Regions from separate parts of the Homo sapiens genome. Here region 1 is linked to region 2. Evidence: chromatin loops called from intact Hi-C (ENCODE). Cell type or tissue: ascending aorta. All regions are shown on one strand. Each heading gives the region's core, and the rest is flanking DNA. Links, peaks and the distances in the headings are about the cores only.

Region 1 (6,436 bases), core at 2,455-4,954, 240 kb before region 2:
TATGCAAGTTTTCGTTTTAGCTAATATATAAACAAGGATATGAATCCTATGGTTCCTTCATGGGAAGTATCCAAACTAACATCACGAGAGACTTCTTAACTGAACCAGTTAACAGTGCTTCAGTGTCACCACTGGCATCCAGTGACCTTGCTCCTTGCTGAGACTGCTTGTCACCAGCTCAGACTGTATCCCTCTCTAAGGACAGTCAAGCAGCCAAACCTGCACTAACCATGAGGGGTTGTTCCGGAGCATGTTGACATACAACCCGATGAGAACATGTTCATCAGCTAGCCTGTCTGCCACATTCAGGCTGTACTGTATCCTGAAACAGGGCAGGGGGAAAGAAAGCGTGTTGTTAAGAGAGGTGGACAGAAATAAGTAGAGGAGGTAGGAGTGAGTTTTTGGTAGAAAAGGCATTTAGAAAACCAAGCAGGTAAAGGAAGGGTAGTAAGTGATGTGCTATGAAAAACACAAGTGAAATCCAGGCAATGAAATCCACAATTCGATTTCACTAACTTTAAAAATAAAGACTTCCATTTAGGTTAAATAAAGTTTTAGAAAACAGATTTACATTTTTCAACCACTAAGGCCAAGGTATTCATCTGTAGAGTAAATACATTGAAATTGGTTGCAAGCAAAGATTAAATATCCTTCAGAAAATCGAGTCTTCAGCTTAGTCATTTCAAAAAAGAAAAGGACACAAATTCGGGAAAGTGAATAACAACACAGATGTGTCTACTGGAAATAACTACTTAGTGCTGTTAACTGGGTTAAAGCAGAGCTGCTTTTACTGAATCAAAGACAGTCTTTCACACACAAAGCATTTTTGACAAAAGAAATCTCCATTTTTAGTTTAGTTAATGCAGGGTTCCAGTACACTCTGGCTGTAACTTACCCTTTGCCCTTCAGAAAAGCTGGAGCAGCCCTAGCCAGCAGTTTGTTCTGCTCTACTTCACTGTCCTTGGGAGGAGAGCTAGTTAATAAGATGGGAAAGCCAAGAAGAGCGTAAACACGGCAATGCATTCAAGAATAGAAACTGGCAACAGACACTCCCAAGTCTAGATCCAAGTTTCATTTAGACAGATCTCTTATTATTTTGAAATGTTCAAGATGTTTTCAGATTTCCACAGACTTCAAGTAGGAATAGAAACCCAGCCTGAGAACCACAATCGCAATCACCATGATCCCAGATTTGACCTCTGCTATTTGCTTAACAAGCAAGCATTTATATTGAGTATGTCTAGACATAATGAAAATTCATTCAACATTTATCATGGCATATCATGTAAACAGTCCAATAGTTCACTAAGTCCTGCCAGCCTTTAGATCCCACTCAAGAACTTAGCCTTCCCTACATCCTCCAACTTTCTGTTCTGGATAGAAAGACTTGAAAATTACCTAGCTAGAGATTGCTTCATATTAGAAGTGTTTTACTACTCCAAGCAAAAGCCACATGATCTTGGCTGTGGAGCTACAAAGAAAATTTTCAGAGGAACAGAGAAATACACCTTTGAGTCTTATACATATATATTGTTATTTCTTATGTTTATATTAATACAAAGCTAGTGAATATAGTCTCATTGCTAAAGCAAATTCTTAACATTATGGATTCATTATGGGAACTACTCATTTTCTTTAGTAATTTAAATGACAATTTTAAAGTTTAAAATATAGTTTTATTAAAGTACAAATAGAAATATAAATAATAATTCATTAAGTGTGGCTATGGTAAAGTCATCCAAAATCTACTGTGACAATTTGTAGTCATGCTACATCGAGAACTATGGTATTGATTCTTAGTATTACAATTGTATTGGTAATGTGTTTGAAGAAAGTTTGCTCCTCTATAGGTTAAGTAAGAATTTGTCCTGCACACTGGTGAATCTAAAATTGTCCCTCTCCTTCTTCATGGAAAATAGAAAAATAAATTGTCTGTCTTTGTTTGAATACCAAATATTTAACTATTGGGATCTAAATTATGAGGTTCCACCAAAAATTTTCAAGAAACTCTAAATCTACTAAATATATATATAATGGTTTATAAATTAGTTAAAATCTTAAAAACTTTGTACTACAAGTTTTAGGGCTCTACTATAAAGCACCATTCTTTCAGGCCATGAAGTACTAAAAAATATAAATTTATACATAACACATTAGAACTATGCACATTATAGTTGGAATTCTTGCTTTATAATAGTGTATATTAAAAGATTCCTTGAATAGTGAGGTATCTGATAAATTTAATATTAAATTTGATTTGTAAAGAAAATGACTAGCAAAGAGTAGACATGCATGTTTGTCAGATGAATGACATTTTCACTCAGCTCTTCAGAAAGGCATCTGTTATATAAAGTATTGCTGTACTTAAAAAGTTCAACTGTACCCAACAAAATTGACCTTTTTTTTTTTTTTTTTTTTTGAGACAGAGTCTCGCTCTGTTGCACAGGCTGGAGTGCAGTGGTGAGATCTTGGCTCACTGCAACCTCTGCCTTCAAGGTTCAAGTGATTCTCCTGCCTCAGCCTCCCGAGTAGTTGGGATTACAGGCATGCGCCACCACACCTGGCTAATTTTTGAATTTTTAGTAGAGATGGGGTTTCACCATGTTGGCTGGTCTCGAACTCCCGACCTCAAGTGATCTGCCCCCCTCGGCCTCCCAAAGTGCTGGAATTACAGGTGTGAGCCACCGTGCTCGGCCCAAAATTGACTTTAAAAATAAATTAGATTGTGTTTTAGGATAATTTACTTTCCTGATGACCTCAATAACTTTCTTTTTCCAGCATATTGATGTTTTCCTTTTAAAACTGTGAAACCTGCCCATCAGGGCCAAATAACCACCTTCAGCCATCATTTTCTGATGTACCATTATACCACCAAAACTGTTTCTGTTTTCTGTGATGTACAGTTACCCCACCAAAACTGCATTCCAGACTTTGTCTACTGAAGCAGATCTCCATACATTCATTATGCAGTACCTACAGTACCCCTGCTGCCCAATATCCCCCCAATTCTTTTTTGTAACTAAAGATAGATGAATCTATTACATAATTTATTTCAGATGCTTGCAAAACCATTCAAAACACTGTGTGAAACATCCATGATTCTTCCCTCCAAACTAAAGTATCTCCCTGCCTTCTTATGCTTCTTTGTTCTTTGAATCTCAGAAATTGTGGCAATAATTTCTTAAGCAAACAGCCGAATAATTGCACAGGGACAACCTCTCATGCTGAACATGCAAGATAACAAGCAAGAATCAGTAGAGAAAAGAAACACAGGAACGTCAACCACAAAGATGTGTTTGCCACAAATTATTCTGGTGAACTTCTATGGGAGGAAGATGTGTCAGTGAAGGCCCAGAAATGTGGCTCCACCACCCATCACTGACAAAGCCCAAGCATGGAGGAGCCCTAGCCTCAGTACTGTGTACAGGTAGGGCTGAGAGAAGGGGGCGATAGGCCGGACTTTCCTTTGGTGGCCTTCTCCTTTTTTTTTTCTTCAAATCTTTGGGCTCCTCTCCTCCTTCCTCTACTCCACTTGCCTGTCTCTCCTCTCCTCTCCTCTTCCTTTTCTTCCTTCTTCTAACCAGGTCCCTTCTTCCCTCAAAGGAATGAGACATATTCTATATATATACATCTCTTAACTTTTGTTGTCATTTTCTTTGTGTTGGCCCTTGCCAGTGTTGGTTTAAAGAAATAGTTTAAAACCTTTTATCTTCCGTTCCTTTCCCATGTGAATTCTTAGAAAAAATAATTCTTGGAAAATATGGGAGTTACACCGTGAACATACATGAGTTTCTGGAAATAAACTATTTTGTTTTGCTATAGCTCTTAATTTCTAGTGCCAGAAGCACTTCTAACTTTTTGATACTCACTGTTCACATAGTTTCTGTAATTTCTAGAGCTAGCCTCAAATTCTTCTTCTCATCATCTGTTTCCAGGAAGCCAAAAATATGACTATGTACAGAGGAGGCCAAATGCATGATGAAAACAAGACAAAAATAGCCACTCTTTCAAAATGAAATGAATCAAGAACCTCGAGAGTTGACTGGGAGACAGGTTTCACTTAAAACTTGTGTCTTTAAAGTCTTTTCACTTGAAGTACTTTCCACCAGAACCTCTTCTCCAGCTTCCAAGCTTGAAGAGAGGCAGCAAAGTGAAATTTTTTCTCTTGAGTTGCTGTGAAAATAGTGATTGCTATGGTTTGAATATTTGACCCCTCCAAACTTCATGTTGAAATTTGATCCTCAATGTTGGAAATAGGTCCTAATGGGAGGTGTTTGGGTTATGGGGGTAGATCCCTCATGAATGGCTTGGTGCCATTCTCACAGCAATGAGTGAGGTCTCACTCTATTAGTTCCCTTGAGGGCTGGTTGTTAAAAGTAGCCTGGCACCTCTTGTCTGTGGCTTGCTTCCTCTCTCCTCATGTGATCTTGGCACAAACCAGCTTCCCTTTGCCTTCTGTCATAAGTGGAAGCAGCCTGAAGTCTCACCAGAAGCAGATGCTGATGCCATGCTTCACGTACAGCCTGCAGAACCATGAGCCAAATAAACCTCTTTTTTTTTTTTGAGACGGAGTTTCACTCTTGTTGCCCAGGCTGGAGTGCAATGGTGCGATCTTGGCTCACTGCAACCTCCGCCTCCTGGGTTCAAGCGATTCTTCTGTCTCAGCCTCCTGAGTAGCTGGGATTACAGGCACCCACCACCACACCCAGCTAATTTTTTTTTTTTGTATTTTTAATAGAGACAGGGTTTCACCATGTTGGCCAGGCTGGTCTCAAACTCCTGACCTCAGGCGATCTACCTGCCGTCGCCTCCCAAAGTGCTGGAATTACAAGCGTGAGCCACCGTGCCCAGCCTCAACCTCTTTTCTTTATCAGTTACCCAGCCTCTGGCATTCCTTTACAGCAACATAAAGGGACTAAAACAGTAATGATGTGTGGCTTATTATGATCCCTTCAAGGTGCTATATTATCACAATATTTTATGGACTAATTTAGATTCTAAACTTTGATTTTGTAGCTTGGAAGTTTGCATGGAGAAATTAAGTTTCTAATTCTTTGTGGGATTTGGGATCAGGTACAATGGAACCTACTTCCTGACTAAGGAAAGAGTGCTTCCAGCATATCATTGTGTCAGAATGTGACAATGGCTTTCATACAACCCAGACTGAGCTTCATTAAAGCTGCTTCTGTTCTACATGCCTTGTCTTCAAATCAGAATGCATTCTTCCTTTTAAGCTCCGAAACTGAGAACTATTTGGCATTCAACTTGACCATGGGATACACCTTTTCTAATCTGAGTTTCAAAGAGAAGCAAGACTATCATTTCTAAAATCATGTGCACACAAATCTCTTTTTCTTATCGCCATCTTTTTCTTTTCACTAATCCCTTGCCACTGTATGAGCACATCCTTTCACATACATATTATCACTGATGGTTGTGGGAACAGCCATACCTTTGAGGGCATGGCATGGTAAATTTTGAAGTTCATATATCTGCTGAAAGAAAAAAGGCAGGAAATATTCCTTCAGACTTTGTTTTTCTAACAAAAATCCTCTGGCTTCTCACCACTTCCTTTTTAGACCTTTGGAAAGCAGCATATCTAGAGATAAATAACCTTCCAAAATTTTTCTCACACACACACACACACACACACACACACACAGTGACACAATGGGTTCTGGAAAAGTAGAACAATCTCAAAATGTTTCATACTTATTAAAAAAATTATCCCCTTAGCTTTGAAGGGTGACGACTGATGCCAATAATTTTACTTCAGTGAAAATATTTAGGGGGTGGGTCCAAAGGTAACAAAATCACACACAGATGCTTCCTGGATACCTGAAATATATTTTTAAAAACCACTTCTGCTAATGTTGAGTTACTATATTAGCCCTTGACAAAGATTATTTTTTCTTTTATTGAACATGATATTAAAGGCCTGGCTGCAGTCTCACAGAGAACAAATATTATAGAAACAAATTATATTAATATAGAATAATTATCGCAATGGTTAAAAGAAAAACAATATTTGAAATATAGCAAATTAAGAACAGATATTTTCATTTCTATTGATTCTTAAATTATTAATAAGCTTGTATGACATTTGGATTTGTGAAGAATGACTTATAAAGTTGGCTGCCTCCTTAAGTAACTATCTATAGTGTATAAAATTTTCCTTCTCACTAGAATTATAGTCTAGTAATGAGGCCATCACACTAACTTAAATATAATAAAAAAATCCAGAAATCTGTTTTGTCAAGAAGTAATGTCTTGAAACATTGTTTCTTTTTTTCTAGATTTCAATAGCTTACATCTGAAATATAAAATATGTATTACCTGAAAATTCATAGACCAGTATTAAAAAATAGGTTAGTGTCTCAGTGGGAAAATTAGCTGTCATCAATTCAGGCTGGCATAGAAGTTCAACCATCTCAAA
Region 2 (6,436 bases), core at 1,793-4,292:
CTTTAGGGGAGGAGTGAACCTACCATTCCTCTCACTGATTTGCAGCCTTCTTGTCACAGAGGTGATTCAGGGAACATCAGGAGTTGTACTTTGTCTAAGATGATTCTGGTCTGATATCGCCCCCAGGTGCCTGGCAGAAGCAAACCAAAGTCTTCTCTGGAGGAAAACATTATCACTTAGATCTCAACTTACTCTTACGATCTTTAATTATAATGTAATTTTAAAAATACATTTCCAGCATAGAGTCAAAGATATCCAAGCAACCAAGAAATTAAGACACCATGAATGAGAACTAGCAGGAAGAGTAATAATAGAAACAAATCCAGTAACACTTGAGATACTATAATTATCAGAAATAGATTATAAAACTACACTTAGGATGTTCAAAAGAATAAAAGCTAAGATTGACAATTTTATACAAGAATTAGAAACTATAAAAGTGATATAATAGTAGCAGAGAAATATTTGTCTCTTTTTCTGTCAACACTATTTGGCCACATAGTTTAACATTCTTCATTTTAGAATTTTACATTTTGTGTTCTTTTTTGTGTTTTTTTTTGACACACTGAAAAAAAACCCAAATCCCACACTGGTAAGCCTAACATATTTTCATTTATTTTATAATTCAATAAAAAACATATTAGTTACATAAAAGGTATGCCTACATGTGTTACTGTGTGTACCTGAGTGTATGGTGAGCACCCAGGTGCATGCATTCACAAACTTCTTGGAAGCACCTGTGATTTCTGCCAGGTTCATTCTTATTGTCAACCATTCAGTACACAACTGGTAATACAATGTCACAAGGCACCCAGTATGACCACAGAAAATTTACAAAGTTAACACATGATTATGGGGAAATGAAAATTAATTGCAATTGCTTGCAACCTAAAGGGGTTAATTATAAGTATTACCCAAGGTTAACTATCATTTAACAAATTGTCTAAACTGTCACAAGGTCAGATATTTACACTGAAAAGCAAATATTACTGGGGGACTTAGTACATTGACTTTAAAACTCTCTTAAGTCAGATTCTTTCTTGAGTATAGGTCTTGCTTGACAAGAAAACGGGGGCGCTGAGTAGTCATATTCATCAGGGGTCTGGAGGGATAAGGAGGACTGAGAGGGAGGGAAAATTGGACAGAGAAAGGAGGAAAGGGGCATCAGAACTGAGCTCTGCCAACTTCACATTTGCTTGGCCTCACTAGATTACTCAGTAGTTGTAAAATCAAATGACTTTATCAATATAATGCCCATTTTTCATTTTAGAAGAGTGACACAGTGTATTACTTATTCTCATCAAAGTTGAATGAAAAATCCATAAGAAGCCCTTCATTGTTTGTACCTAGTTTAGCCAACTTAGTTCATTAGAATCTGGTCTATTTGACAAGACAAAAAACTGGCCAGTTACATTTAACAACTGTTCATCTGTGCACTCTGTAATAACAGCGTCAGCAGATTTATTTTCCCCATATAAAGTAGAATTTCCAATTCACACCATGTACTCTGTGACTATTATGGACAGTATTTATTCAGAAGGAATGCTGTGCAAGTTTGGAAGAGCTGTCTCTAAGAGCAGAGGGAGAGGTCATTTGACAAAACAAGAAACAAAACCTATACATGGGCAAAACATGAAGAGAACTAAAGTTTGTCATTCTTTTCAAGAAGAAGTTTGAAGTCCTAAAACAGTGCGACAATAGCAAAATCAGACAACTCTTCCTCTCCCTTGTCTTCTCTCAAGCTCTGTAAAATCAGAACGCCTCCATCCACTTAGCAAATTTCAGCTTTTTTTTTTTTCCTGAAGGAGGGGAACCTGCTTGGAATTAATGAGATAACACTAAAAAATAACTTCTATTAATTCTTCTCTTCCTGAAAAGTGCCTATTTTTTTTCTCAGTTGCTTTTTAAAAAGTAGAATATCTTCTAAAGGCTCCTTACGCAGTTTAAGCCACCTTTAGAGCACCTTTCCTCTCCTTTTTCCTTTTTTTGTTTCTCAAATTGGGAAGTGACTTAGTAACATGCAGGGGAAACTGAACTCCATCTCACAATAATATAGTTTCATCCAATGGCATAATAGACACAGTAGCATTCAGTCTGTGTTGTGACATAAAACTATTGAGATTGTAACTCAGTAAACTCATAGTGCTTAAGAGAAGAATAGAGGGAAAAACAAATAAGGATAAAGTCAAAACTGAAGTTACAGACTTGCAATGTAAATTTCAAAACTAAGCAAAAATCCTCTTTCTGCTGCACAAAATGTAAAATACCAAGTATCTTAAGAAAGGTAAGCAAGCTACAACACTGAAAAATCTTGACCTTTTCATTCACACAGATAAAAAGAAAAATTCAATATTAAGCATCCCAGAAAAGCGATGCACTTTAAAAACCAATCTTTTCACTTACCCTAGAACATGCACACCATGATCTCTTAAATCCTTTTAATTCCAGTACATCCAGAACATATGTGAATTCTAAGCATATTCATTTAAAGAACAAACTTGAACCAAATTGGTAATTACAACAGAGATCATAACAGAACTCTCTGAAATTCTAGGGAGAGCTATGAGTATGAAATCCAGCCTCTAGATCCTGGTGTGTACTGTGTCTATCTTTAACTTGAAAATGATTTGGTTTCACATTCCATTGAAGTCCCACTGGCAGATGCCTTTGGTAAGCTCGCCAATGGCAGGCTTTCATGCGCCCTCCCTCCCCGCTCCCTCTGACTGAGCTTCCGCTGTTACATCTAATGCTGATTTACTCAGCTGTCTTTTTACCTGTCTCTACGTGGGTAAAAGGAGATGCTTTCATTGACGGATATTACGGAAACACTTGGAAGCTGAACATCAGCCCGAGGACTCACTATGCTTCCCCTGCCATCCCCTCCCCCTACTCACTGCCAGAAACCAACTGACTTCCAAACTTGGCTGCCTGAAAAAGAATGTTCTCTGATTGGCATTCCTGGAAGCAGAAAGCAAGGCAGCTCAAGTTTTGTACTGTTACTCAGCATGAATAACTTCCCAGGTACACAAAATACAAATAGTAAATTTTTTTTCTTAACTTTGAGGAGGGCATTAAAAATATTTTCATTGTAGGACAGCATTTAAGTTTTAATGTCCACATGTAATTTTACAGAGGATGGCAATGGCTGTAGTAAGAAAGAGAAATGACAAATTTTTTGTTAAAAGTTGAATGAGTCTTAGTAAATGAGTTGGGATCCGTTAGAAGAGGAAATCATCATGCCGCCTGCTTGCCAGTGTTTTGGAGGGCAACTGTTCAATCTGTGCATTTTCTGTTAGAGAAAAACTTGTTGTAAGAATTGTGGAAAAACTGATTTCAACCAAACAGGAGAGAGTGCAAAAAACACTTCTATCTCCCCACTGAAACTTCTTTTTCAGGACTGTCTTGCAAAACTTGAGTGCGGACTGGAAAACAAAATGTGTGTGTGTGTGTGTGTGTGTGTGTGTGTGTGTGTGTTATACAAGTGTATATCTAAAAGAAGAGAAATTGAGTGAATGGAAACAAAGAAAAAGATACATTTCATCAAATAGAGACTGACATGAATTAACAACATGGGGTCCCTTTAAATCACCATTAATTAACTTGTGTTTAATATTTATTAATATTTAGTGGTCACTGGGGCCAAAAGATCTCCTGCCTCTGAAAATAACTAACCTCTTTATGTTCAAAACATGCAATTCTACAGACCACACAACTTCTTCAAAAGCCTAATGAAGGCTTTATAATTTTGGTAATTGGACACATCTCAACCCTAAGCATTTGGGGGTTTCCAAATTTCAGCTAGCTGTGGCTGCCAACTCTAGGCAACTGTCAGCTGGCTGGGCTCAGGGTGGTGGTGTGGCTGCAGCTGCTCCTTGGAACTTATGTGGACATCTCAAAAATATTCAACGGCAAAACGTAGATGCCAGAAAGCAAGCTTTCTGTTTTTGTTTGTTGATGGTTTTGAATCTTCTATTTTGGGTTATATTTTATCATATCTAGGGCAATACCATCTTAAGAAACCATGAGGGAAAACTTGATTAATTGGCATCATATTACTAGCCTATTTTAGTGATATTTTGATGCCCCATATAGATTGGTGGCTTACCAGCTTTTAGCCTTTTAGCCTAACTTTGTTACTAGATGTCTTTTAAAAAGATCAAAAGATAGAAACAGAGGAGTAAGAAACTTTCCTTATTTTTGTCCCCAAAGTTGACAGTTTCTTAGGGAAACTGCAGGCTCTATGTAATGCTGATAGACGGGCATTCTAATGACTTCACAAATAAATGGGAAGAAATAAAGCAATAGTCCAGAAAGTACACATTTCTGTCACTGTGTTTCTTTATCCCTCTGTCAAAAACACGCCTTCCCAAGGCTAATGGATGGTGCCAAAACACAAATGAACTAAGAAGGGTGGACAGACGTGCGGCCATCAATGGTTCACATTCAGCTGCTCTGTTCACCTCTGTTGTATCTCAGAGTGAGCACTAGCACATAACTGATACTCAAAAAATGGTTGTTGAAACTGAAGAACTGCTCATGTGCAAGTGTATATCTTAACCTATGGAAAATGGTTATTTGTTGGCCTACATCTTAGATAAATATGTTTTGTATTTGTCTTGGGAAAAATACGCTTCTTTTCAGGCAATTAACCAAAATATTATATAGAATGTATATTATGTACCAAGTACCTTTACTGAAGCCAAAAAATCATTATACATCTTATGTATGTATGTATGCATGTGTGTGATTCTAAATATTAACGTGGCAAATATTTGTTAAGAGCACTTCTACCAATCTTGGTGGCTTATAAGAAAAATAGAAAAAAAAATGAAATGTTTAGGTTTGCTAATATTTCCCAGTAATGAGTAAACTATAATAATTTTCCTTATCGAACTGTTACTGGCCACTCTTTATAGTGCAACATTCATCAGTCAGATATCTCCTAAGGTTCCCAACTTTATCTCTGCTGCTATTTCCATTTGTGCCAGTCTTAGAAATCTCAGAACACTCAACAACGGGAATAGGAACATTAGTCCAGATGCAAGTGTGAGTGAGTACAATCATTTTTTTCCTTCTTTTTCCCCCTAACCTTCACAAGGCAATTGATAAGATTTATAATGGCTAGAACTCAGTCTTTATCGTGAGTAAATGTTGTTTTCCTCTTTCATAAGCACTAATGTGAGAATTAGGATTAGATCAGAAAAACAGCTTCTAGGGCTTGCTTCCAAAGAAAACTGGGCATGTAACAGGCAAATCAGATACCCTTGATTTATCATGAACAAGAAGTTAATCTCTCCTCCATTCTCCAGAAATAGACTCTATTAGCACCGTTCTGTGGATGGCAAATGCTGGAGCATGGCTCCTTGCAGGGGTGACCAAGGTGTTCAAACACAGGCCTTAGCTGATCTGTGAGACATCCATGTGTATGAAGAACCTGGTCACTGAAAAGCAAACGACCTCTGTTATTTTTTTCCTCCCTAATAAATATCCTTAAGGGATTAGGACAGGCAGTATTCTCATGGTGATAGTTTTATAGCTAATATTTTTGTCATATCATTTATTTTTAAAAGCATATACTTTTTATGCAAAAATAATTTGGGGTATAATTGTGATTTTTGTTAAAAGAGAAAACATTAATACATCCAAGTCATTTAAAAGTAATTAAAATAGATACTGCCCAAGAAAAAGTAGAAAAACTTTACATAAACTGCATTAGAAAACAGGGGCTCTACAGACAAATATGGAAGATTCAAAGCAGCAGCATGCTATTTATTATCTTATTAAATGCCAATCAACTTAAAAATATACCCAGCAATCTCTTTTATGGGTATATACCCAAAGGAAATACATCAACTCCTAAAGGTATCTGTACTTCCATGCTCATTGCAGCATTATTCACAATAACCAAGATGTGGGAACAACCAAAGTGTTCAATGACAGAGGAATGAATACAGAAATTGTGATATACATATGCAGAATCTTATCCAGCCCCCAAAAAAGAGATCCTGCCATTTGCCATAACATGGATAAACTTAGAGGACATTATGCCAAGTGAAATAAGCCAGGCACAGAAAGACAAATCCTGCATGATCTCACTTATATGTGGAATCTTTTAAAAAATCAAATATATAGAAATAGAGTAAAGCAATAGTTACCAGGAGCAGGCAGAAATGGGAAGATATAGATCAAAAGGTACAAAAAGAGAGTTATATAGTTAAGCGTAGAGATTTAGCATATAGAACAAAGACTACAGTTAATAATATTGTATTGTATACCGGTAATTTGCCAAGGGGGTAGATTATGAGGTACTTTTTTTTCGTTTTGTTTTGTTTTGAGACAGAGTCTGGATCTGTTGCTCAGGCTGGAGTACAGTGGCACAATCTCGGCTCACTGCAAGCTCTGCCTTGTGGGTTCATGCCATTCTCCTGCCTCAGCC

What was found. A loop is a pair of places that touch in the nucleus more often than their neighbours do. Peaks named below come from ENCODE experiments on the same cell type or tissue, not always from the same donor. Only the 100,000 strongest peaks of a DNase experiment are listed, where the experiment ranks them.
Region 1: a loop joins it to region 2, with 11 times the contacts of the local background. A loop is called at or near these places in 3 of 110 quality-filtered maps.

What each region holds. Positions count from the first base shown.
Region 1 is chr18:34,832,631-34,839,066 of GRCh38, reverse strand. It overlaps DTNA (dystrobrevin alpha), which reads right to left. Exons shown (of 23, transcript NM_001386795.1): 12 at 896-973; 13 at 230-322. Among named protein-coding and RNA genes, the nearest start is that of DTNA-AS1, 68 kb to the right of the region's middle. In ascending aorta, for the core only: no CTCF peak of the experiment used is centred there; no DNase peak of the experiment used is centred there; H3K4me3 peaks cover 646 bases; H3K27ac peaks cover 2,458 bases.
Region 2 is chr18:34,589,506-34,595,941 of GRCh38, reverse strand. It overlaps a transcript of DTNA not described here. Among named protein-coding and RNA genes, the nearest start is that of DTNA, 120 kb to the left of the region's middle. In ascending aorta, for the core only: no CTCF peak of the experiment used is centred there; a DNase peak (open chromatin) is centred at 2,771; H3K4me3 peaks cover 1,775 bases; H3K27ac peaks cover 2,500 bases.